Regions from separate parts of the Homo sapiens genome. Here all the other regions are linked to region 1. Evidence: chromatin contacts called from ENCODE Hi-C or POLR2A ChIA-PET data. All regions are on one chromosome and are shown on one strand. Each heading gives the region's core, a stretch centred on a gene start or an enhancer-like site at or near the end of the contact. The rest is flanking DNA. Distances are from core to core; before and after follow the strand shown.

The links. Hi-C counts contacts between places; a loop is a spot of excess contacts on that map. ChIA-PET counts read pairs that join two places held with the same protein, here RNA polymerase II (POLR2A). Pooled maps may share reads with other maps.
Region 2: a loop to region 1 is called in a map of naive thymus-derived CD4-positive, alpha-beta T cell, with 6 times the contacts of the local background. The contact joins the promoter of CHUK here to the promoter of OLMALINC in region 1. A Hi-C loop is called at or near these places in 1 of 168 maps with a recorded cell type or tissue (naive thymus-derived CD4-positive, alpha-beta T cell) and 12 of 50 pooled maps. POLR2A ChIA-PET finds 5 or more read pairs at or near these places in 4 of 52 experiments (A673, PC-9, activated CD4-positive, alpha-beta T cell and 1 more).
Region 3: a loop to region 1 is called in a map of naive thymus-derived CD4-positive, alpha-beta T cell, with 4 times the contacts of the local background. The contact joins the enhancer-like site here to the promoter of OLMALINC in region 1. A Hi-C loop is called at or near these places in 2 of 168 maps with a recorded cell type or tissue (gastrocnemius medialis and naive thymus-derived CD4-positive, alpha-beta T cell) and 13 of 50 pooled maps. POLR2A ChIA-PET finds 5 or more read pairs at or near these places in 20 of 52 experiments (Caco-2, GM10248, H1 and 12 more).
Region 4: a loop to region 1 is called in a pooled map, with 14 times the contacts of the local background. The contact joins the enhancer-like site here to the promoter of OLMALINC in region 1. A Hi-C loop is called at or near these places in 1 of 37 single-sample maps with no recorded cell type and 7 of 50 pooled maps. POLR2A ChIA-PET finds 5 or more read pairs at or near these places in 1 of 52 experiments (activated T-cell).

The regions. Positions count from the first base shown.
Region 1 is chr10:100,369,461-100,375,040 of GRCh38, reverse strand. It overlaps OLMALINC (oligodendrocyte maturation-associated long intergenic non-coding RNA), which reads right to left and starts at 1,465. Exons shown (of 3, transcript NR_026762.1): 1 at 1,029-1,465. RefSeq lists enhancers at 136-705, 706-1,273, 1,343-1,472, 1,274-1,843, 1,573-1,902.
Region 2 is chr10:100,226,132-100,231,597 of GRCh38, reverse strand. It overlaps CHUK (component of inhibitor of nuclear factor kappa B kinase complex), which reads left to right and starts at 2,002. Exons shown (of 21, transcript NM_001278.5): 1 at 2,002-2,170. The coding sequence starts at 2,066. It overlaps CHUK-DT (CHUK divergent transcript), which reads right to left and starts at 1,938. Exons shown (of 4, transcript NR_186419.1): 1 at 1,874-1,938; 2 at 472-583. RefSeq lists silencers at 693-955, 2,025-2,264 and an enhancer at 1,865-1,914.
Region 3 is chr10:100,505,709-100,511,841 of GRCh38, reverse strand. SEC31B (SEC31 homolog B, COPII component) reads left to right here. Exons shown (of 26, transcript NM_015490.4): 4 at 2,331-2,526; 5 at 2,740-2,835; 6 at 3,791-3,934; 7 at 4,275-4,417; 8 at 5,422-5,521; 9 at 5,641-5,802. Among named protein-coding and RNA genes, the nearest start is that of SEC31B, 11 kb to the left of the region's middle. RefSeq lists a silencer at 5,063-5,263. Within about 2 kb of position 2,506, at least 3 of the 41 ENCODE cell types and tissues checked have a DNase peak (open chromatin) inside an H3K27ac peak, as active enhancers do.
Region 4 is chr10:100,144,392-100,150,114 of GRCh38, reverse strand. It overlaps ERLIN1 (ER lipid raft associated 1), which reads left to right. Exons shown (of 11, transcript NM_006459.4): 11 at 1-21. Among named protein-coding and RNA genes, the nearest start is that of ERLIN1, 39 kb to the left of the region's middle. RefSeq lists enhancers at 772-861, 741-1,940. Within about 2 kb of position 1,339, at least 2 of the 41 ENCODE cell types and tissues checked have a DNase peak (open chromatin) inside an H3K27ac peak, as active enhancers do.

The sequences.
Region 1 (5,580 bases), core at 216-2,715:
AATCTTCTTTTTTTTTTTTTACTTTTGAGACAGGGTCTTGCTCTTGCTATGTTGCCCAGGTTGGAGTGCAGTGGCACTATCTCAGCTCACTGCAGCCTAGACCTCCCCAGGCTCAGGTGATCCCCCCACCTCAGCCTCCCAAGTAGCTGGAATTACAGGTATGTGTCACCACACCCGGCTAATTTTTGCAGTTTTTGTAGAGTCGGGGTCTCACCATGTTGCCCAGGCTGGTCTCAAACTCCTGGGCTCAAGCAATCCTCCTACCTTGGTCTCCCAAAATGCTGGGATTACAGGCATGAGCCACCGTGCCCTGCCCAAATCTTCTTATTCTATAATTTCTCTTTAGGTCATCAATTTCTCTCCCGATCCACTATAAACCCTTTGGATCTCATCTCTACTTTTCTTCTCGACACCAGATCCTAATTCCCAACTGTCTACTGGGTATTACATCCACAGGGATGTACTTCTTGCAATTCAAATGCCACATGTCAAAAACTGAACTCCTATTCCCTTTGCAAAATCCCTCTGCTTCTCTCTTTCTCTCTCCTTTTTGCTACCTATTTCAGGTAGGGGAAGTGGTGTCCTTCCAGCCACTCAGGCTAGAAACCTCAAAGTCCTCTTCTGATTGCTGTCCTCACTCATCTCACACATCCAGTCAATAAAGTGCTATTGATTCTCCTCCCAAATGCCTCTCAGCTTGTGCCCTTCCTTTCCATTCCCACCGTGACTATCCCAGCTTTTGAGGTCCCATGACTCTTCACCAGAGTGGTAACAATAGCTTCCCAACATCTCCCAGCCCCCATCCCCCCGCTACTCTGCTCTGTTGCCATGAGAGTTAACTTTGCGAAACAGAGAGATTATTTTCCTCTCCTGCTTGAAAATATCTGATGACTTCTTATCACTTACAGAAGCAAGTCTAAACTTTCCACTGTCTCCTCCCACTCTCCCACCACACACCACCTTCCTGCGCCGGTTGCGTCAGCCTCGAACGTTCCTGAACGCTTTGCTGTTCCTGTGCTTTTACTCACGTTCTCCCCAGTGACTGCCCAATCTTTAGTGTGTTTTGCTGACTCCTGGCGCTCTGGCTTTTCCATAAGAGGCGTTTTTGCACGATTGCAGACAGGAATAAAAATGAGCTCTGCCTACTGGGCCGTCCTGGTTAGCAAGGTCTACACCACCTCAAAGGCAGCTATGGACTAAGAGCCCACAAAGAATCTCGGGTTATGAGGGAGGGGCTGGCCGTGGAGACGGCTAAAGCGCCTCATTTGTCTTCCCAGCAGGGAAGCGATGGGACCTCGGCGGGCAGGGAACGCGATCTCCACCCGTCTGGAAAACTCTCTGAGTTCTGGAGCACTGTTCGCGGCCGGACTGAGTGGCATGTCCGCATTTTCCCCATTCCAGGGTAGGGCAGACTGAGGTAGGAGAGCAGAGCCCCGAGGCCGACTCCCCGGGAAAAAAAAAAAAAGGAAAAAAGGCTCCCGCCGACCTGTGATTCACAGGAGCAAGAGGCTGGAAGGACCGCGCCTCCTGATTGGAGCAGACAGAATCAGACAAGCTTGGGGGCCGCTGATTGGCTCCGGCGTGGTCAGGCGCTGGTGGGCTGTTGTAGGTGTAAATAGCTCTTGAAGGCCCGGGTCTGTGACCGGCAGTAACCCCGGCGAGAGTGGGTGGAGAGGGAGGCGCTTCCTCTCCATTCATGTCAGCTGCCAGCCAGGCCCGGGCAGGCCGGCCCTTTAGCGGAGGGGACTGGGCAGGACGAGGCGATGGGTGTCTTCGGAGATCTTAAGCTGGGCTGAAAGTTAAACACTCACCCGCAGGGCTGAGCCAGAGCTGGCACCTTCCACACCGAGCCCCTTCCTATCTGTGACTGTTGAAAAGTTTAATGTGATGTTCTGGGTGAGGACCGAGGCGTTGGAGGTCGCTAGGAGGGTAGTTTTACGGAGTCGCGTTAATGGCTGTAGTGGGTGTACCTTAGTGACCACAGGGAGGTGGCAGCCTGTCCTCTCCTCCTCCTGGTCACCGTATTCTATTTGCGGAAAAGGTAAGAATGGAGGCTTGGATAGTCTTTCTACTAGAGATGCAACTTCTCCCACCCTCTACTCCAGGGGAAAGAGAAGTCTGTGGGGAACTGGCTTTGTAAAAAGTAGGAAAGAGGAAAGGGACAAATGGGTACACGTTAAGAAGAGGGTGACTCTCATACATTGCTGGAGAAAATTTAAAGTGGTGCAGCCACTGGGGAAACAGTTTGATGGTGCCACAAAAGGTTAAATATCAAATTAGCATCTGGCCCAGCAACTCCACTCCTAGATATAAACCCTAATAAATTATAAACGGGTACTCATATTTGCACTCAAATGTTCATGGCAGTGCTATTCACAATAACCAAAAGGTGGAAGCAACTCCAGTGTTCATCAATTGATAAATCAGTAAACCAACTGTGGTGTATTCATACAATGGAATATGAATAGGTAATAAACAGGAATGAAGTACTGATATATGCTCCAATGGGGATGAACATTGAAAGATTATGCCAAGAGAAGGAAGCCAGACACAGAAGGTCATATATTGTACGATTCCATGTATAGGAAATATCCTGAAGTGGTAAATCCACAGAGACAGAAAGCAGACTGATGGTCACCAGGGGCCGAGTGTGGGTGGGAAGATGGGGAATCACTGTTGAATGGGTTCAAGTTTTCTTTTGGGGTGAAAATGTTTTAGAACAAAAGGTAGTGTTTGCACAATGTTATGAATGCACTAAGTGCCACAGAACTGGTCAATTTAAAATGGTTAGTTCGGCCTGGCACGGTGGCTCACACCTGTAATCCCAGCACTTTGAGAGGGTGGGGCGGGCGGATCACCTGAGGTCAGGAGTTTGAGACTAGCCTGGCCAACGTGGTGAAACCCCATCTCTCCTAAAAAAAAAAAAAAAAAGAAAGAAAGAAAGAAAAAAAAAGATGGGCATGGTGGCAGGTGCCTGTAATCCCAGCTACTCAGGAGGCTGAAGCAGGAGAATCGTTTGAACCCGGGAGGCGAAGGTTGCAGTGATCCGAGATCATCCCATTGCACTCCAGCCTGGGCGACAAGAGCAAAACTCTGTCTCAAAATAAATAAATAAAATAAAATGGTTAGTTTAGCCGGGCACGGTGGCTCACACCTGTCATCCCAGCACTTTGGGAGGCCAAGGGAGGAGGATCACTTGAGCCCAGGAGTTTGAGACCAGCCTGGGCAATATAGTGAGACCCCTATCTCAATAAATAAAGTGGTTAGTTTTATATTGTGTGAATTGTCTCTCAATTAAAATGTATCTCTCTCTCTCTCTCTCTCTCTCTCTCTCTCGCAAACAAACTGACAGACTAAAAGGTGAGTCCTTCCTGCTGTCCATAATTCTCTAAGAAAGAAATAAGAAACAGCAATTCTGAGTCCTCTGCTGCCTTTCACTTCCACTTTCCTCTCTGTTTTTTGAAGTCTGGCATGGTCCTGGTTACTGACTGCTCCCCATGGAAAATGGCCAGGAGGGAGAGGGCCCCTTCCGCCCCTCTGAGAAGGTCCTCGCCTGGGCCCAGAACCACTGTGAGTCAGCCCGGCATACACACACTGAGCCTTTGTGAGCGCTCTGTGGCCAGGGTGTAGCTGGCTGGGCGGGACCGCGTGGGGGAAGGGCAGGTCCGGGTCCTGAAAGTGGGAAGGCTTCTGCCTCCAGCAACCCCAGTATGGAATCTCAACTCCTTGGAGCCTGCAATTAGGGCCTGTGGCATTTGTTCCAAAGTCAGTGTACAAGAATCAGCGCTTTGCCTGCAGCACGGAAAGTTAACTACAGGTCACAAAATATGACTCCTACTCCCTGTGACATTTCACACAGTTTGTAGCAGTGACAGAATTTAGAGCAAGACATGAGCTCATTCTGTCATTTCCAGTGCTGACTGTTTAGGGGCAGGGAGACATTTCTGAAAGAGGAAGATGCTTTTGAGGAGCTCACAATCTTATAGGAGGGTGAAGTGTAGTTTAGGAAAAGTAGACAGGAAATGTTGGGTACGTATCTATGGTTTGAGAGGAAAGCTTAAAACCCAGGTGTGACTGAATGTTAAGACGGGTCAGGAGGTGGAGTGAGCTGGGTTCTTCCGGAACAGTGGATGCATCTGCTGTTTGTGCAAAACTTAAGCTCCCTGCCACTGCCACCCAGGGAGGAGGGTCACATCACCAGGCTTTGCCTCTGAGTATAACTGAATATTGCCAGGCATACAGTTGGACATATGACAGATTACGACATATCTAGTTTGTCATCTGCTCCACACCCAGTAGAGCCAGTAGTTAAGACCATAGGTCTGGAACCAGATCATAGCAACATTACACATTTTCTCACAGCTTTTTCTCCAAGTGAACTCAGTTACCTCATCAGTAAAATCCAGGTAACAATAACACCTGCTTCGGATGTGGTGCGATAACACACTGCCAAGCATTCAGTACAGTGCCCAGCTCTAGTAAATATTGTTATTGTTATTATGATTGTATCCACAAGTCTGATGGACTCAGAACTTTAATTTCCCACTCAAAAGGAAGTTAGGTCTGTGTTTATGCAGTTGCCTAAACCCCTTTAACTAAATGTAGAACATGGTATCTCGATTTTTCCAAGTAACTTGGTACAGCCAAATTGTCATATTATACTCCAGTTTATAGCAGCTTGCCTTTTCTCATGTGGCTAGTCTTTGTCCCTTTGAAGTTTGAGACTAGAGACTACATCACTGCATAATTAAGAGAACATGGACTGGGTGTGGTGTCTCATGCCTGTAATCCCAGCACTTTGGGAGGCCGAAGTGGGCAGATCACTTGACGTTAGGAGCTCGAGACCACCCTGGCCAACATGGTGAAACCCCATCTCTACTAAAAATACAAAAATTAGCCAGGCATAGTGGCAGATGCCTATAATCTCAGCTACTTGGGAGGCTGAGGCAGGAGACTCGCTTGAACCCGGGAGGCAGAGGTTGCAGTGAGCAGAGAACGTGCCACTGCACTCCAGCCTGGACAACAGAGTGAGACTCTATCTCAAAAAAAAAAAAAAAGAGAGAGAGAGAGAATATGGAGCACTTCCTTTAATCAAAAAATTTATTTTCATCAGTACTTAATATATTTGGGTTTGTGTCTCAGCTACAACTAGTGGTAAAACATTAAGAGGGTTTTTTAAAATATAATTTTTTATCAAGATATAATTTATATACCATAAAATTACTCTTTTAGTGTATGATGCAGACATTTTTAGTATATTCACAGAGACATGCAACCCTTACCAAAATCTACCTAAAGAACATTTTCATCACTCCCCACAGAACCCATGCACATTGGCAACCCTTCCCCCAGTCTCTAGCAACCACAGATCAACTTTCTGTCTCTAGATGTCCCATTCTGGACATTTCATAATAAATGAAATCATACGATATATAGTTTTTTGTGTCTGACTTCTTTGCCTTCTTTGACTTTGAATAACATTTTCAAGGTCCATCCCTATTGTATCATGTATCAGTACTTCATTCTTTTTTATGGCTAAATAATACTCCATTATATGAATATCCCACATTGTGTTTATTC
Region 2 (5,466 bases), core at 753-3,252, 140 kb after region 1:
GTAGGTATTACCTCTATTTTACTCATGAAAAAAAAACTGAGACTCGGAAAATTGAAGATTGTGGAGCCTGGGGTCAACAGGCTTAGGCTTTTTAAAAAACAGGCCAGGTGGCTCATGCCTGTGATTGCAGCACTTTGGGAGGCTGAGGCAGGCAGATGACCTGAGATCAGGAGTTTGAGACCAGCCTAGCCAACACGGTGAAACCCCGTCTCTACTAAAAATGCAAAAAATTAGCTGGGCGTGGTTGCATGCGCCTGTAATGCCAGCTACTCGGGAGGCTGAGGCAGTAGAATTGCTTGAACCCTGGAGGTGGAGGTTGCAGTGAGCTGAGATCACACCATTGCACTCCAGCCTGGGTGACAAGAGTGAAACTCCATCTCAAACAATAACAACAACAACAACAAAAAACAACTCAAATTACTCATGGCCCTGGGAATGGGGGCATTTAAAAAGTTAACCAAGGGAACCAACCTGGTTTCCACAAAGATGGCCACTTCTGGGTCAGCCCAATCATCAGTATCCCTGGGTCCTCAGCATCCCTTCCTACCTCTTTTGACTGGGAATTACGAGATTACAGCCCCACCTACGGAAATTGAGCACATTAGCACTGGCCATGCTGTACATACAGCAAATGAGAGGGCTTCATACTGTTACAACAATCTGTACCACAATTCTCTGTGCGGTCTGCCCAGCTCTAAATGACATGTCCTCAGAGGCATCATCATCTCCAAGTCCATGGAAACCATGCACTTACAGAAACCAGAACCTCCCATACCACATGTTACTAATGACCTACAACATCGACTTCGTCTGTATCATGCAGTGCTCAACATTCTGGTTGCAGCATCACATTTATCAATAATTTGATTCCATGCTGATTCCTTTACTTGGAGTATTGAGATCCCCCAGGTACAGTGAAGGTATGACCCTCTTAAATGGAAGACCAGGAGTTGTTTCCCCTATGCTATGGCAATCCGCCACCCGGAAGCACTTGCTGCACCAACAGCATTCCCAAAGCTTGCCTCTGCAGCCCTGTAGCACCCATTAGAAACACTTCTCACAATGAACTACTGTGCTGGCAAACCCATAACTGGACTGCCGGACAGCAAGCTCTGTGAGGCATCTAGGAAAAAAGCTCGCGAAATCCCGAGAAACACTCTTCACTCCGGAATAGCGTCACATTCTTGAGTCATTTGGGATGACAGGGGATATCCTGGAGCAGGTGTATTGGGAAGTCAGTGAACAAGAAGGCTAATTCATTAGTGGGCCTGCTAGCGTAGTATTTTAACGATTTCGCAGCCTTTAAATCATTGGTGGTCTTTAGCGTGCCGGATCAGCTGGTGGTGGAGTTGGAGGATAGATGGCAGGGATCTGAAGAAAGGTGAAGTGTAGATAGGAGTAGAGACAATATGAAGTTTAGAAAAGACTAATTGCTGGACGCGGTGGCTCATGTCTATAATCCCAGCACTCTGGGATGCCAAGGTGGGAGGACTACTTGAGACCAGGAGTTCGGGACCAGCCTGGGCAACGTAGCAAGACCATGTCTCTACAAAAAATAAAAAATTAGCCAAGCGAGGTGGTGCGCGCCTGCAATCCCAGCTACTCGGGAGGTGAGAAGATCGCTTAATTCCGGGAGGTCGAGGCTGCAGTGAGCCGTGATCGTGCCATTGCACTCCAGCCTGGGCAACGGAGCGAGACCCCATCTTAATTAAAAAGAAAAAAATACAGGAGAGACTGGGCTGCTTTGAAAAGTGGATTTGACGGGAATGTGGGGTTTGGAGAGATCTTATGTTTTCCAAGACTAGAAAAACATTGTGGTTCCGTTCAGCCCTCCCGGAAAATACGTAGGGGACTTAAAGAGCGGACCGAGTACCTGTTTGTTTCCCCATCCCTTAGCCGGCAGGGCTCTGGCAGCGCCCTGGGAGAACTTAGGGAAGGGCCTTCTCGCAGCGGTTACCGGAAGTGACGCATTCATTCTCGCGAGAACAAAGACGCGCGAGCATCGGCGGCCCGGAACCGGCCTTGGAACAACTGTGGAACCTGAGGCCGCTTGCCCTCCCGCCCCATGGAGCGGCCCCCGGGGCTGCGGCCGGGCGCGGGCGGGCCCTGGGAGATGCGGGAGCGGCTGGGCACCGGCGGCTTCGGGAACGTCTGTCTGTACCAGCATCGGGTGAGGCGGGGCGTGAGAGGGAGCGGCGGTGGGTTGGAGCGGCGGTGGGTTTGAGCGTCTGTGGAACACAGGGCTGACAGTGTGGGATAGATGGTTGGTGGGACCTTGGGCAGTATTTGGGGGCCAGTGGGCTTGTGTGTGTGTATTAGAGAGAAAGATACTATGCCTGTGTGTCCAAAGTTGTATTTGAGGTACTGGGCATAGATAGAGCTGTTGCGGGGAACTTGGGTATGACTGTCAGGCTGTGACCAGGTGTTTAGTGAGTGTGACAGTGCGTGTGTGTCTCTGTGAATGTGGAGTGTCAGGGTGTGTGAGGCAGATGCACGTCACAGTGTGTATGTAGGAGCACGAATGTGTGAGAAGAGGGCTGAAGGGGACTGCCTTTGGGAATGTGTGCGTCCGTGTGTGTGTGTGTGTGTGTGTGTGTGTGTGTGCGCGCGCGCGCGCGCGCTTGGAGGCCATATGATATCAGTGGGGACTGGAGTAGACAAGGAAGGCTTCATGATGGGTCCAGAGTTAAGCCTTTGGAAGCATGGATGGGCTTTGGAATTGGGGATGTATTCCAGGTCGGGACAGTATGAGGGTGAGTTGGTGCAGAGCATGGCTTCAAACGAAAGGCTATATTAGTAGATGGAGATGGGGGGCGCTCTAGTAGGTGGAGGACAGTTAACATCAGACTCAAGAATTTTACTTTGATTTAATAGAGAATGTTTAACCATTGTAGTAGCAGTTAAAAAATCATATTTGGGTCTTGTTTGTTTGTTTTTGTTTTTGAGACGGAGTCTCACTCTGTCGCCCAGGCTGGAATGCAGGGCGCGATCTCGGCTCACTGCAGCCTCCTCCTCCCGAGTTCAAGCGATTCTCCTGCCACAGCCTCCTGAGTAGCTGGGATTACAGGCGCCCGCCACCGTGCCTGGCTAATTTTTTTGTATTTTTAGTAGAGACGGGGTTTCACCATGTTGGCCAGGCTGGTCTCGAACTCCTGACCTCAGGCGATCCACCTGTCTCAGGCTCCCAAAGTGCAGAGATTATAGGCGTGAGCCACGGCACCAGGCCTGGGACATGTATTTTTTGATATACCGATAAAAGCTGTGAACCCTTTCCCCAGAAAAATGCACAGATGCACATTCACACAACCATGCATTGCCATTTGAGAGGTTCGTGCCTTCCTAAAGGACATTTTAGGTAAATAGACCCTGGACTAATAATTCCTGTAATATAGGCTTTGTTTTGTTGCCTGTAAAGTAAGTATAGTATAATAATTACATGCATCATGGATTTGAGAGTTAAATAAAATAGTAATGTGTGTAAAGCTAAATACGGTACCTGACCCATGAAAGCCCTCAACTGTTAGCACCTGCTGCTACTTTGTTGTTGTTGCTGCTATGATCATAATGCTCCTCATTAATTGGCCTTAAGGAAATGTCAAGATAAAAAGTGTTGTTCTAGGAAAATGGTTTTGTAAAGGATAAATTTGAGTGGAACAACATATGGGACAAGATGAACAGGTAAGATCTTACTAAAATGCCTGGGCTTGGCTTGTGAATAGAGAAGTTAATTCAAGAGGAAAAGTAATAATTTGTTATCTAAAGGAACATGGGTGTAGTGAGAAAGCTCGTAATTTGGGGTGGGAGAAAGGGGAGATAGGAGTCTACCTTGGGAAAATAGGCATATTTAGGGTAATTAGAATGACAACTGAAACTGTTAGAACTGAGGAAGTTTTGTGAACCAGGTTTCTAGATAGGGCATAGGAGAAAATCTTGGAGAAAGAGAATGGAAGGTGAAGGACTAAGGCATTAAGTCCTGTGATAGCAGGATAAGTAGTAAATTTAATAATTCTCACCATCAGAGGGAACATAACACACTAAAAAAAAAAAAAAGTGGGAGCCAAGTGCTTCCAGTGGCATGTTGCCTGTGTTACCTAAGCCTGCCTATCCGCCTGGTCATAAGGAAAAAGGATGCATGCTGGCAGCTTTTGTGACTTCTTTTCTTGGTCCCTGGGTGGGGATGGATGAATTAATCACTTTTTGTTTTATTATGGTAAAGTATACATAACACAACATTTATCACTTTATTTTTAAGTGTACAGTTAGGTGGCATTAAGTACATTGACGTTGTTGTACAGCCATAACCCTATCTCCAGAATATTCCGACTTTTTTGTTGTTGTTGTACATCTATAAACTTCCCATAGAATATTCTTTGTGAAAAGGTAGAATTTCACAGAGTTGATGAAATATAAATTAAGGAGTTGAAGGATCTTACAAAGTGGGATTTTTGAAATAGATAACTTATTGCTCCATTAACATGAGCATTCAGGGCTCAGTGTTGTTCATGGTTGTGCCTGATTCTCATTTCCATGGTGGTAAAGGCCTGCATGGGACATAGATATAACTGGTCACCTGCTCATAACAAAAGGAAGATTGAAGGGAGTGAGAACTGTGGGTAGGCTAGCATGCAGTCTATCCTAGTTTCCTTCTTCTCTATGCACCAGGTATCATCTTATCTCTAGCTTCTTTTTTCCTCTCACCCTCCAATTCACACTACCCTATCCAAGCTATGTCTTGCTTCCCCACCTATAATATATTTTTTCTGTCCTGGCCCCTGGGCTCTTCTCTCTGTATTCATACACAGCCTTTATTACAACTCTGGTTTGTGTCAGAGATTACATATGTTGGAAATTCTTTTGAACTCTCCTTGTGATATCAGAAACATAGTGTAGCCTGTTTAGCCCTGACTGCTATTTCTGAGCTGCATTATTAATGTTGCCAGAATATGATGGGGTCTGGCTATTTCCTGTAATATGCATCAGAATGGGTTTAATTTCAGTCAGAATTGGCTAAATTACTAGTCACAGGCAAGAGATGTTAGGTTCATTATGTAGCTATGGAAGCAGAAGTACACTCATTGGTAGGATTTTTTTTCTTCATGTCATTTGAAATGCATACATTAGGATTGGAGTTTTTTGCTTTAGGCTTGGTTATATTAAAACTTTCTCTTGCTGTTTGGAGTCCAGGAAGCCCTGAATTACCTTCTTCATTTTAGTTATGCTAGAAGCTGGGGCACATATTAGTTGTCTTGATTAAGCTCTGAAAGGGGTTTGCTGAGGAGACAGGATCTTTTTTTTTCTAACATTATATATGAGAGAGAGTTCTGAAAAGACCTGTTATAAAATCAGTTTCAGGCACTTTTCCCTTGTATGCTGTTGTGTGTTTGAAGGTCAGTTTTAAAGCATTGGTGTAATAGTCTCATGGTTTATCTTTTTAAAAAGCATTGCCTCAAGAGAGCTGTGGATAAA
Region 3 (6,133 bases), core at 1,257-3,756, 140 kb before region 1:
TTCTCCAGCTTGGAGTACTGCCTTAATCACTCTGTTTGACTTCTAGGGAGGCTTGAGTTTCCCAAGTTATTTTGGCTTGAATGTGGACAAACTCTTTTCACTTTAGTTCACTAACATGAAGCTAGGATTTTTTTTGAAAAGAATCTTACTAAGAAAATGAAATAATCCAAACCAAAGGAATGAATAAATCATGGAAACAATTTATACAGCAGATATTTCTTTCTTTTTTAAAAAAATAGACATAGGGTCTCACTTTATTGACCAGGCTGGCTTCCATCTCCTGGGCACAAGTGATCCTCCTGCCCCAGCCTCCTGAGTAGCTGGGATTATAGGTGTGAGCCACTGTGCCCAGCTAGACCACCCTTTTTGTTTTTCAACTTCTTATTTTTTAAAAATCCAAACTTACAGGAAAGTTGCAGAATAGTACGCACCCACCCATCTCTTGTTCCCGTTTTCATTTGCAGAGTAGAGATGGGAACACTCCCTGAGCACCCTGAACCATCAAGTCTCCTTCCTCACTTAACTCCACCTAGGTGTTAAGCCCATTCGCCCAGGTTTGCTCTCTATCACAACCTATTCAGGCGCCAGCTTTACCCTTGCTAGTGATGTGGTTAACCACAGAAATGTGCTTTCTATATGCATACAGAAAGAAAATCATTTTGTCACACCCTGTATGTGGCAAACTGAAGTAACTGCCACTCTGAAGTAACTGCCCTCTTTTCCAGCCCTTTGGTGACTCCCCCTTGAGGTCTCAGGTACCTTTTACTGTGCTCTGTATGTCATGTGTTCCGACCATGCTGAGGTCGCTGCACCCTCTGCATCTTCATGTGGGTTTTTCACTGCACATACCCTCCGCTGGTTCCTGTGTGACCTACTGTGGGCTTCTCTAGCTACTCAGTTGACATGCCCTCTACCCCTGCTGAGCTCCAGTCCCTGGATGACATGGCAGCCTCTTCAGCCTGTATGGAAAAACATCCTTCTGCTGTATTAAGATCATTGCAACCTTAGAAAACAGCCTTTCTGGCAGTAGCCTCTTAGCTAGCATTGTGTTGGCTCTGCTGTTTTGCTTCAGATGCTGACCTGGTCTGAGCTGGTTCTCCATACTTTGCTTCTGACCAGTTGGCTCTGCTCCAGTGACTGGCCTAACAAGTTCCTGCCTATCACCTACTCAGTTGCTTTGCTGACTGTTCGCAGGGAATATTTCTTTGCAGTTGGAGATCTTGTAACCTCATTTGGCGTGATATCTGGCTTCTCCAAAGGGCTGTGGAAATGTCCTTGGCTAGCAGCTATGAAGTGAGAGACAGACCACCTATGAGGCTTCAGGGATTTCACATGTCTTCCGTAGGGGCTTTGCAGAGGACCCAAACTTGTCTAGAAGGGATCCAGGGATCCAAAGGGATCTTTTTCTCTGGGGCAAGACATTGGCATTATCTTGTTAGAAGCATCCTCAGAAATCCAGAAAAGTATTTCCTGAGTGGGAGTGTATCCTTTCATGCCTCTGTCTCCAGGTCTGGCCCTTTGCAGCCACATGGCCACTCCAGTGGGCCAGCCACATGGGAGAGGCATGGGGTGGGGAGGCCATTGGGTCTTTTCTCATTTCCAGTTTGAGAGTGAATTGTTGGTCTAGGGAGCCTGCTTCTAATAGTTACAGAAGAGTTTGAATCTTTCTCTCAATAGGAGACAGTATTTTATGATGTTAAGAGCTCAGGCTCTGGAATAAGATGGGCCTGACTTTGAACCTTGACCCTGCTACTTCCTAGCATTTATCCTAAAATGGGGATAAAATTACTACCTCTGTGTATAGAAATTTTATAACTTCTTTGTGCCTCAGTTTTCTCAATTGAAAATGGAAATAATAGTAATACTTCATGAGGTTGTTAAATGTTCAGACAGCTAATACACCTAGAGCACTTAAAACAGTGTCTGATACATAGCAAGTATTCAGTCAGTGTAAGTGGTTGCTATTATTACCTGACTATTTGAGTTGTGAGGATTATGTGAAGTAATCTATTTGAAGTATATATCACCAGCCTATATAACCCCAATGTTAACTTAAAAATGTACATATATATGTATATATATACACCTCCACACAACTCAGAGGCAGTGGCTTCCTGGCTTCTGGTGTAACGTAGATGAAACATTTTTTCAGAGAAAGGGCAGGACTGGGCGGAGGATACATCCCTTCTGTCTGGGAAATGAAGGAGACAGGCAAGTTCCAGCTAGGGGTGGGGCTGCCTGCATAATGGCAGAAGCTGACAGAGATGCCCATCCTGTGCTTACTGACATGAACCTAAGTTTGTACTGATGCCAGTTCCTCCTCTTTATAGGTTTCACAAGCTGGTCTGGGGGAGCTTTGGCAGTGGGCTTCTGGAAAGCTCCGGGGTTATTGTTGGCGGCGGGGACAATGGCATGCTTATTCTATACAATGTGACCCACATCCTGTCTTCGGGGAAGGAGCCTGTGATTGCTCAGAAACAGAAGCACACGGGGGCTGTCAGAGCCCTCGACTTGAATCCTTTCCAGGTACTACATTTCAGTTAGTCAAACATGGCCAAGCCAGGGAGCAACAGATCTGAGTGGAAGCATTCATTTGTGGCCTCCAGTCTGTAACTCTGACCCCTTTCCAGGCTGTTTCAGGGGAGGCTTTTGATAGCCCCAAATTTGGGCTTCTTTCCTCCTTTCTTGCTCTGTTTCTTCCTAGGGTGGTATGTCTCCAAACACTTTTTATTCATACAGGGCAACCTCCTGGCTTCAGGGGCCAGCGATTCTGAAATCTTCATTTGGGATCTGAATAACTTGAATGTGCCAATGACCCTGGGATCCAAGTCACAGGTGAGCAGCACCCCCACTACCCAACCCTGGAGTGTGCAGCTGATTCTCCTAAGTAAAAGTCTTGAGTTCTGGAGCCAATCAGAGCTCAAGAGATATCAAACTTTACCACTGGAGGGCAATAAAGCTCCACAGACTAACATGCTACCAGCCAGATAAGAGTTAGGATGGCTGGTGGGTGGAGGGTGTATATGGGGTAGTTGGTTTGTGCTCATTACTCGTTCTAAGAGTTTCTGGGAGGCAGATGAAAGTTGGGGAGAGCAAAAGACACCACAAGAAGGGATGGGAGTGCTGTTTATCACAGTAGAGCTTTCGCAGGGTTGGGTAGGGCATTGGGCCCAGCAAAGAGGGAGGAAGAGTAGGACCCCAGACATACCATTGTCCTTTTTATGGAGGGGGGGGTCAGCTTTGTTCTCCCTGTATGTGGCTCTGCCATGCAGTTGGGGGTCTGGTCTTCTGTCTTGGAGAGGCTGTCTGTCAATCTGTAACTGGGCCCATCTTTTTGCTTCCTGGCCTTTTCTCTTTCTTCTGTGCTTACAGTATCATGAGGTAAGTTAAGTTTCAATTTGATAGCATCTTGTGGTTTTTCTCTCGGCCTCACTCTCTCTTGGGGTCTTGGGTATCTGTTTTCCTCCCTCCCTCATCTTCCTCCTTCTCTCCCTCTTTTTTTGTCCTAGACAAGAGGGCTGTTTTTTAAAATCTTGACTCTATCCTCTTAGTAAAACCTTGGGTAGGAGTAAAACTTAGATGTGCCTGCCATCCCCTCTGCTTCTACACTGATACCCTAAAGGATCCTCCCTGGAAAATTCAACTCCCAGCTTCGCAACACTGTCTTAGTTTGGGTAGCCCCATGTCTATTCTTGGACTTGCTGTGGGTGGCTGGGAGCAGTGGAACAGCAGATGTCACTTTGTCCAGGGGGTGACAAGTTGTCATCTTTCTGTCCCCATCCTGCCTTAGCAGCCTCCAGAGGACATCAAGGCACTGTCTTGGAACCGGCAAGCCCAACACATTCTGTCTTCTGCTCACCCCAGTGGCAAGGCAGTTGTGTGGGATCTCAGGAAGAATGAACCTATCATCAAAGTCAGTGATCACAGCAACAGGGTGAGTATTGGAGGCCAGAACACAGGCTTGGGCTCTGGCTTCTCTCTCCTGCCTAGCAGTTAGAGCTGCTCTGCCCCAGGCCAGAGTCCTGCTTTCAGCTGTCGGACATGTGGAGTCAGCCGCTTAGCACATTTCCTATTGAGAGTGAAAACTTAGGGAAGCTAAACAGAGCTGATCTGGAAGCTTCTGCCATTCCTTACTTATTCCTGGCCATCACTCTCTGATGCCTGTGGTGTTCCCAGTCACAAAAGAGACAGAAAACTTGCTCTCAGAGTGGTCCCATTTCAACTGGGCAAAAGAGTCAGGTTACAGCACCCATTGGGATCTGCTTTGTTCACAGATGCACTGCTCAGGCCTGGCCTGGCATCCTGACATAGCCACCCAGTTAGTGCTGTGCTCAGAGGATGATCGACTTCCCGTGATTCAGCTGTGGGACTTGCGCTTTGCCTCCTCGCCCTTGAAGGTGCTGGAGAGCCACAGCAGGTAGCATCTCAGACGTCATCCATATCCTTGGGGGGATGGTGGATATAACTGGGCTGGGTAGGAGGCAATGTATCCCTCACTTTAGCTACTAAACATCCTCCCTGGCTTTAAAGCCATTCCGGTCAACATATAGTCACCCAATACCTACTCCAGCCTTAACCAAGAGGAGGCCCTTAGACCCTGAGGTTATGGAGAGGAGGCTGAGATTCCATCTAAATTCCAGAGATGGGAATGGAATGGGGTAATGAGAAATACTGGAACCAGTGTTTAGCCTCCAGGCTCTGATATGAGGATAATGTTCATTTCTTTAGGTGATGAGCTTGCCTCCTCCAGGATTTCTTCATAAAAACAACTTGACTCCTGTCTATCCTGTGGAGGCCTCTATCCAGCCTCCACAATCTCTTCTTTCTAACCAAAGGGCCATGGTGCCTTTGTATCTCCTTGGGTACCTTTATTTTTTTAGACCAGTTCTTGCTCTGTCACCCAGGCTGGAGTGCAGTAGCGTGATCAAGGCTCACTGTGACCTCGATCTCCTGGGCTCAAGTGATCCTCCCCGCTCGGCCTTGCACAGTGTTGGGATTACAAGCATGAGCCACTGTGCCTGGCCTCCTTGGGGACTTTAGATGGTTAGGTCTTTACTACCTCCTGGGCTAAAAGCACCCATAGTGATGAGTGTTTGTGTGATTCATACTGATTCATAATCTCTACTGTCTAATCAGTGAAAAGAAGCAGGTCATCCTGCAGTGATCTAAGAGAGGCAGAGTGGTACATTGCATAGTGCACAGGCTCTGAGGTTTGGTTTGGGTTCTGACTCTGCAACTGTTGGAAAGTTACTTAATTTTTCAAAACCTCATTTTATTCATTTGTAAGATAATATCAGACCATGCATTTTATAGGGCATGGATGGTCTGATATGCCCTATAAAATGTATAAAAGACATATAAGGCACCCTACTCATAGTAGGCATTCAACAAATGCTAGTTCCTCTTCCCTTCTCTTTTTAGGGGGATCTTGTCAGTGTCATGGAGCCAGGCTGATGCTGAGCTGCTGCTCACTAGTGCTAAGGACAGCCAGATCTTGTGCCGGAACCTGGGGAGCAGTGAGGTAGGCTGGCCCTTCTGTGGGCATGCTGGGATGGGAGAGAGAGGGTAGAAGAATCTCAGCTGCAGCCATGTGTTTTGGGTTTCATGGACTGTCCCTAATGGTGTGTTCCCTCATATTAGGTGGTATATAAGCTACCAACACAGAGCAGCTGGTGCTTTGATGTGCAGTGGTGCCCTCGGGACCCTTCAGTGTTCTCTGCTGCCTCCTTCAACGGCTGGATCAGTTTGTACTCTGTGATGGGTAGGAGCTGGGAAGTCCAGCATATGAGACAGGCTGACAAGGTTTGAAGGGCTTGGTAGAGAATGCTGGAGGGAAGGGGCTGTCTCTGTTTGTGGGAGAGAGACATATGGCTTGAGAAGCGGAGATATTGGAGATTGGGAGACCAGGGCCCGGGGTTTGGGAGGGCTGCACCTTTGCCCTAGTGCCCATCTTCCTGAAAGGATGTTAGTTTCTGCCACAATGTGAAGAAGGCCTTCACCTTGACTCTTGTTATTGGATGGGCCCTGTAGTATTTCAGGGACCGTGGGACCCCTTTGCTGGGACAGTTATTTCAAGAGTATGACTCTTATCTTTCTCTCTTCTATAGATCCATTTTGTGCCACACTCCATTGT
Region 4 (5,723 bases), core at 90-2,589, 220 kb after region 1:
AATAAAATTATTTTACTATCAGTGATTTGTGTTTTTTTTTCCCACGTCTTCATTTTTCTGTCATCTTAACATGCTCCTAAGGCTGTCTTGCACATTTCAACTAGGGAGCCAGTTTATTTGCGGGTTTAACTTAACTGTAGAGGCTTTTGTTATACTCTTGCCAGAATACTGCCTACCTGGTATAAGAATGTTTAAAACAAGGTGTCCACTCTTTGCTGACTCCTGGAATTTAACAAGGGGTGTTCTTCTAATCCTTTGTGGGACAGGGCCTGTGGCAGAGGGGCAAGGAGGGAGGATGGAGCATCAGGCCACTGGGATCCGTCCCTGAGAGCAAAAGTACTTCTGCACTGAGGAGGGGAGGAGACAGACCAAGCCAGAGAAGGACAATTTGTGTAAATTATAACTGGTAATGTAATGGCACAATATAACCAACTTGACTATTAAGATGTTAGCGGCCCAAGAGCCAGAGTTGGACCTGCTCTTCCCAAACGTTCTGTATTTCCTCCTGGGATCAATTTCCTGGTGATCTTGGGCCAGCAGGGAGTGGTAATGGGAGTTGTGGGGAAAGCAGCTCTTTCCTCCTGTTCTTATGGGATCAACCCCATAGTATCCTAGGTCAGTTGCTGTGGACCTGAGAATAATTTGAACTGACCATCCTATAGGTTATTGGTAGGTATTAAAATGAAGTGATTTCTGCCTCTTCTGTGGCAAAAGAATTTGTGAATTAGAAGCCGTGGCTTCTAATCGCTTTAGGATTAAGTCTCAAATGTGTACACACGAAGTTCGTGATCTGGCCCCTGCTGTCCTCTCCAGCCACCCTTCTCTAAGGTCCCTGAATGCACCTTCTGTCTGTCCCTTCTCATACGTTGTTCCATCTGCCTGGTTCACTTTCCTTCCCTCGTAGTGCTGACTTTCCTCAGCCAACTCCTGAGTCTTCATCACTTCTTCAGATGTAAAAGCTTCAGTTCACTTTGAACTGCTTGGCCTGGGTTAGCATCCTGTATTTCCCCCCCGTCACACATCATGCACACTTCATGTCTCATTATGTGCTCAATGTCTGTTTTCACAAATGCTAATCTCTCTGAGGGCGGGGGCGGGGGCTGTGGCTGTGCTGTTCCCTGGGGATTGTTTCTGTTGCTAATGCCTAAGATGGCATCTGGCCCATATGAGATGGCTTTGTTGCATGAAAGAACAAAAAGTTGAATATGACATGCAGGTAAATCAGGCAAGTGAGTCATGGAAAAAACTTAGAAGTGAGCCTACAGTGTCCATGTCAGGACTTTATGTGTAACCATGGGAAGTTACCTAACATCTCTGAACCTGATTACTCATCCTTGCAGGGTGACTCTTCAGTGGATTCAGGAGGATATGTTGTTGCATCTAGTGTAGAGATTCGCACGTGGTAATTGCTGGGATGCATTAGTTCACCTTGTCTACAGGAGTCAGTTGTCTACAGGAGTCAATATATGTGTCTGTCTCTGAGTAGCTATAAGTTCCCATAGTGGAGAGAGTGAGCACAGTGCCTGCTACCTGCAATTGCATAATAGAACACGTAGATTAATGTCTTCACCAGCTATGAGCTAAGCTAGCTGGATGTTAAACCCCAACCACAGCCCTCCAGGAGCATCCCAACAAGCTGGGCCAGCTTCTCATCTTTCTCCTGGTCTCTGCCCTGGTATGAGCACTTAAAATGAATTTACTGGGCCGGGTGCAGTGGTTCATGCCTGTAATCCCAGCACTTTGGGAGGCTGAGGCGGTCAGATCATGAGGTCAGGAGCTCAAGACCAGCCTGATCAACATGGTGAAACCTCATCTCTACTAAAAATACAAAAATTAGCTGGGTGTGGTGGCACGTGCCTATAATCCCCAGCTACTCAGGAGGCTGAGGCAGGAGAATCACTTGAACCTGGGAGGTGGAGGTTGTAGTGAGCTGAGATCGAGCCACTGCACTCCAGGCTGGGCGACAGAGCAAGACTCTGTCTCAAAACAAACAAACAAAAAAAAACAAAAAATTTACTGTTAATTCATTGCTCACTCCTAGTGTCTATTTTGACATAGACTGTAATGCAGAATGACGTTTTACTTGTTTCCCTTACCATATTTCTTCTGAATTAGTACCTGTCTTTCCAATTTTTCTTATTTCTTTCAATCAATTTTTCTACTTTTTTTTTTTTTAATTTTAAAAAATGTCTTCTTCCAGTGGGGCTCGGTGGCTCACACCTGTAATCCCAGCATTTTGGAAGGCTAAGGCGGGCAGATCAACTGAGGTCAGGAGTTTGAGACCAGCCTGGCTAACATGGTGAAACTCTGTTTCTACTAAAAATACACACAAAAAATAGTCTCCTTTCTTTCTTCCTATAAATATTTATTGAGTATCTACTGTAGGCTAGTTGCTGAGGCAACAAAAAGCCATATAGCCTTGTGTGTGTGTGTAGGATGGGGCAATACAGCAAGTAAGTAGGCAAGTGTGATAGTGTGGTAAGTAAGCAGGGTGTTCACTGGGTGCTGTGGGGCACCAGTAAAGATCAGCCCAGCCTTTTGGTTTCTAGGAAGCAATGTCTGATCTGAGCCAAATTTTTAAGGATGGACAGGAGGCAGACAGCCAGCTGAAGAGAGCAGTGGTGATGGTGGAGTGTGTTCCAGGCAGTGGGAGAAGCACTTGCTATTGCATTTCAAAATGCAGTGCCAGGAGGCATGAGAGGCTGTCCACTGCAAACCTTATGAGGCTCTACTATTACTTCATTTCATAGCTGAGATCTAGAGAGATTACATTACTCAAGATCCCATGAATATGAGTGGCAAAGTAAGGATTTGAACCTGTCATATTCCAGATCCAAGTTTACCACAGCCCTTTATATTTGCCTTTGAAGCCATTAGGTTTAGGGTGATGAAAGCTCTAAATTGAGGGGAGATTTTAGAGGATGTTTATAGAGATTTGTAAGCCCTGCAGTCGAGGTCAGGAAAAGGGATAATGAGATGGTTCATGTGTGAAGTGGTGACTTATGGGTGACTTCTCTGCCCTCTGCAGGACTTGGCAGAGGTGCTCTTAGTAAGCTGAGCGGTATGACAGCTGATTCCAGAAAGATCAGCCCTTTGGAGCCTGGGGGAGCAGCTCCCCTTATTTGGGTTACAAAGCAAGTGGAGGTGAACAGTGCAGGGCTGATGGCACAACACCCAGATCCTGTTTGCAGATGTTAATCACTCATTCTCCTGGTTGCTGGGAGTGTTCATGGTGACAGCTTTTAGCAGAGTCGCTCTGCAGAAATTTTCCTCGGCTAAAGACCCCTGCCCCGGGCCAAGATCACATCCCCTTCCTGGGGACAGCACATTCCATAAGTGGTTGATGCAGGGGTAGAAAGGCAATTTGTTCAAAACAAAATTGCATTGGTTTTCTCCATATGCAAGTCTGTCAGGGTGTGCATCCTAATAGGCACAATAACTGTAACTGGATTTCAGACACCTAAGGCAGGTTCTGACAAACTGGGTGTGTCTGATGCCTCTGGCGCCCTATCGCAATTCCACTCCACCCCACCTCTAACTCCAGCTGTGGCCATGGTAGACAGTTCCATGAGGCATCAATTCACTTTCCTCTGACTGCATCTCACCTCACACATGAGCTGCACTTACTGCTTTTCACCCTAGGGATCCTCCAACGCTATGGAGGCTGCAGTCAGTCCAAACATATGCTCAACTCGAGCACAAGAATTAATAGCCTCTGGGACAACCCCCAACTGGTAGGAGACAGGACCACAAATGGTTAGAGAGGAGGTGACCCAAAAAAACCTTTTCAATGGAGACAGCAACCCTCCTGACACAAGAGAAACTGTGAAAATCACATTAAATACAATTCGACAGATGTTTGTTGAGTACCTGATATGTGCCAGGAAACCTAAAATGTATAAAGTAATGGGCCAGTAATGAACAACAGTGAGTCAGACAGACATAGTCTCTGCTCTCTTAGAATCAACAGTCTTGGGCTGGGCGTGGTGGCTCACGCCTGTAATCCCAGCACTTTCGGAGGCAGAGGCAGGCGGATCACAAGGTCAGGAGTTCGAGACCAGCCTGGCCAATATGGTGAAACCCCATCTCTACTAAAAATACAAAAATTAGCCGGGTGTGGTGGCATGTGCCTGTAGTCCCAGCTACTTGGTAGGCTGAGGCAGGAGAATCACTTGAAGCCAGGAGGCAGAGGTTGCAGTGAGCTGAGATCACGCCACTGCACTCCAGCCTGGGGGACAGAGTGAGACTCCATCTCAAAAAAAAAAAGAACAGTCTGGTGGGAAAGTAGACCGTAACCAAAGCACTTGAGAGACTTATCAAAGTGGGAGGAATGCAGTGCTAGGAGGGTCTCAAAAAAGAGGGAGAAGATAAAGAATGAAAAAGAGCATCCGCCAGTTAAAGATCGGGGAATAACAACTCAATAAAAAGACAACCCAATTTTAAAATGGGCAAAGGATCTCAACAGACATTTCTTCAGACAAGGTATACAAATGGCCAATAAAAACATGAAAAAGGGCCGGGCGCAGTGGCTCAAGCCTGTAATCCCAGCACTTTGGGAGGCCGAGGCTGGCGGATCACGAGGTCAGAAGATCGAGGCCATCCTGGCTAACACGGTGAAACCCCGTCTCTACTAAAAATACAAAAAATTAGCCCGGCGTGGTGGCGGGCACCTGTAGTCCCAGCTACTTGGGAGGCTGAGGCAGGAGAATGGCGTGAACCCAGGAGGCGGAGCTTGCAGTGAGCCGAGATCGCGCCACCGCACTCCAGCCTGGGCGACAGAGCAAGACTCCGTCTCAAAAAAAAAAAAAAAAATGAGAAAGATGGTCGACATCTTTAGTCATTAGAGGAATGCAACAAGATAGCCACTTCACACCCACTAGGATGGCTATAATAAGAAAGGCAGTAACTAGTGTGGGCAAGGAAGTGAAGCAATTGGAATCTGCATAATTTGCTGGTAGGAATGTAAAATGAGGGCACTGCCTTAGAAAACATTTTACAGTTTCTCAAAATGTTAAACAGAGTTAACATACGATCCAGCAATCTCACTTCTGGGTATCTACCCAAAAGAATGGGAACATGTCCACACGAAGACTTGCGCTCTATAGCAGCATTATGCATAGTAGCCAGAAGGTGGACACAACCCCAGAGTGTCCATCACCTGATGAATGGATAAATCAGATGTGGTCTATCCATGCAATGGAATATTCTATAAAAAAGGAATGAAGTACTGATGCATGCTACAACACGAATAAGCCTTGAAAACATTAGGCTAAGAGGAAGAAGCCAGGTTCTAGTTACATTAAATGTTCATCATAGACACATCCCTATGGACGAAAAGACTGGTGGTTGCCTGAGGCTGGGAGGAGAGGGAATTGAGTAGCTGCTAATGGGCACGGCGTTTCTTCTTGGGGTAATGAAGAGATTTTAAAATTTGATTTTGGTGGTAGTTGCATAATTCTGCATATACTAAAAACTATTGAGGCTGGGCACGGTGGCTCACGCCTGTTATCCCAGCACTTTGGGAGGCCGAGGTGGGCAGATCATTTGAGGTCAGGAGTTTGAGACTAGCCCAGCCAACATGGTGAAATCCTGTCTCTACTAAAAATACAAAAAAAAGTAGCTGGGCCTGGTGGCCTCCGCCTGTAATCCCAGCTACTGGAGGAGGCTGAGGCAGGAGAATCACTTGAACCCAGGAGACGGAGGTTGCAGTGAGCCAAGATCGT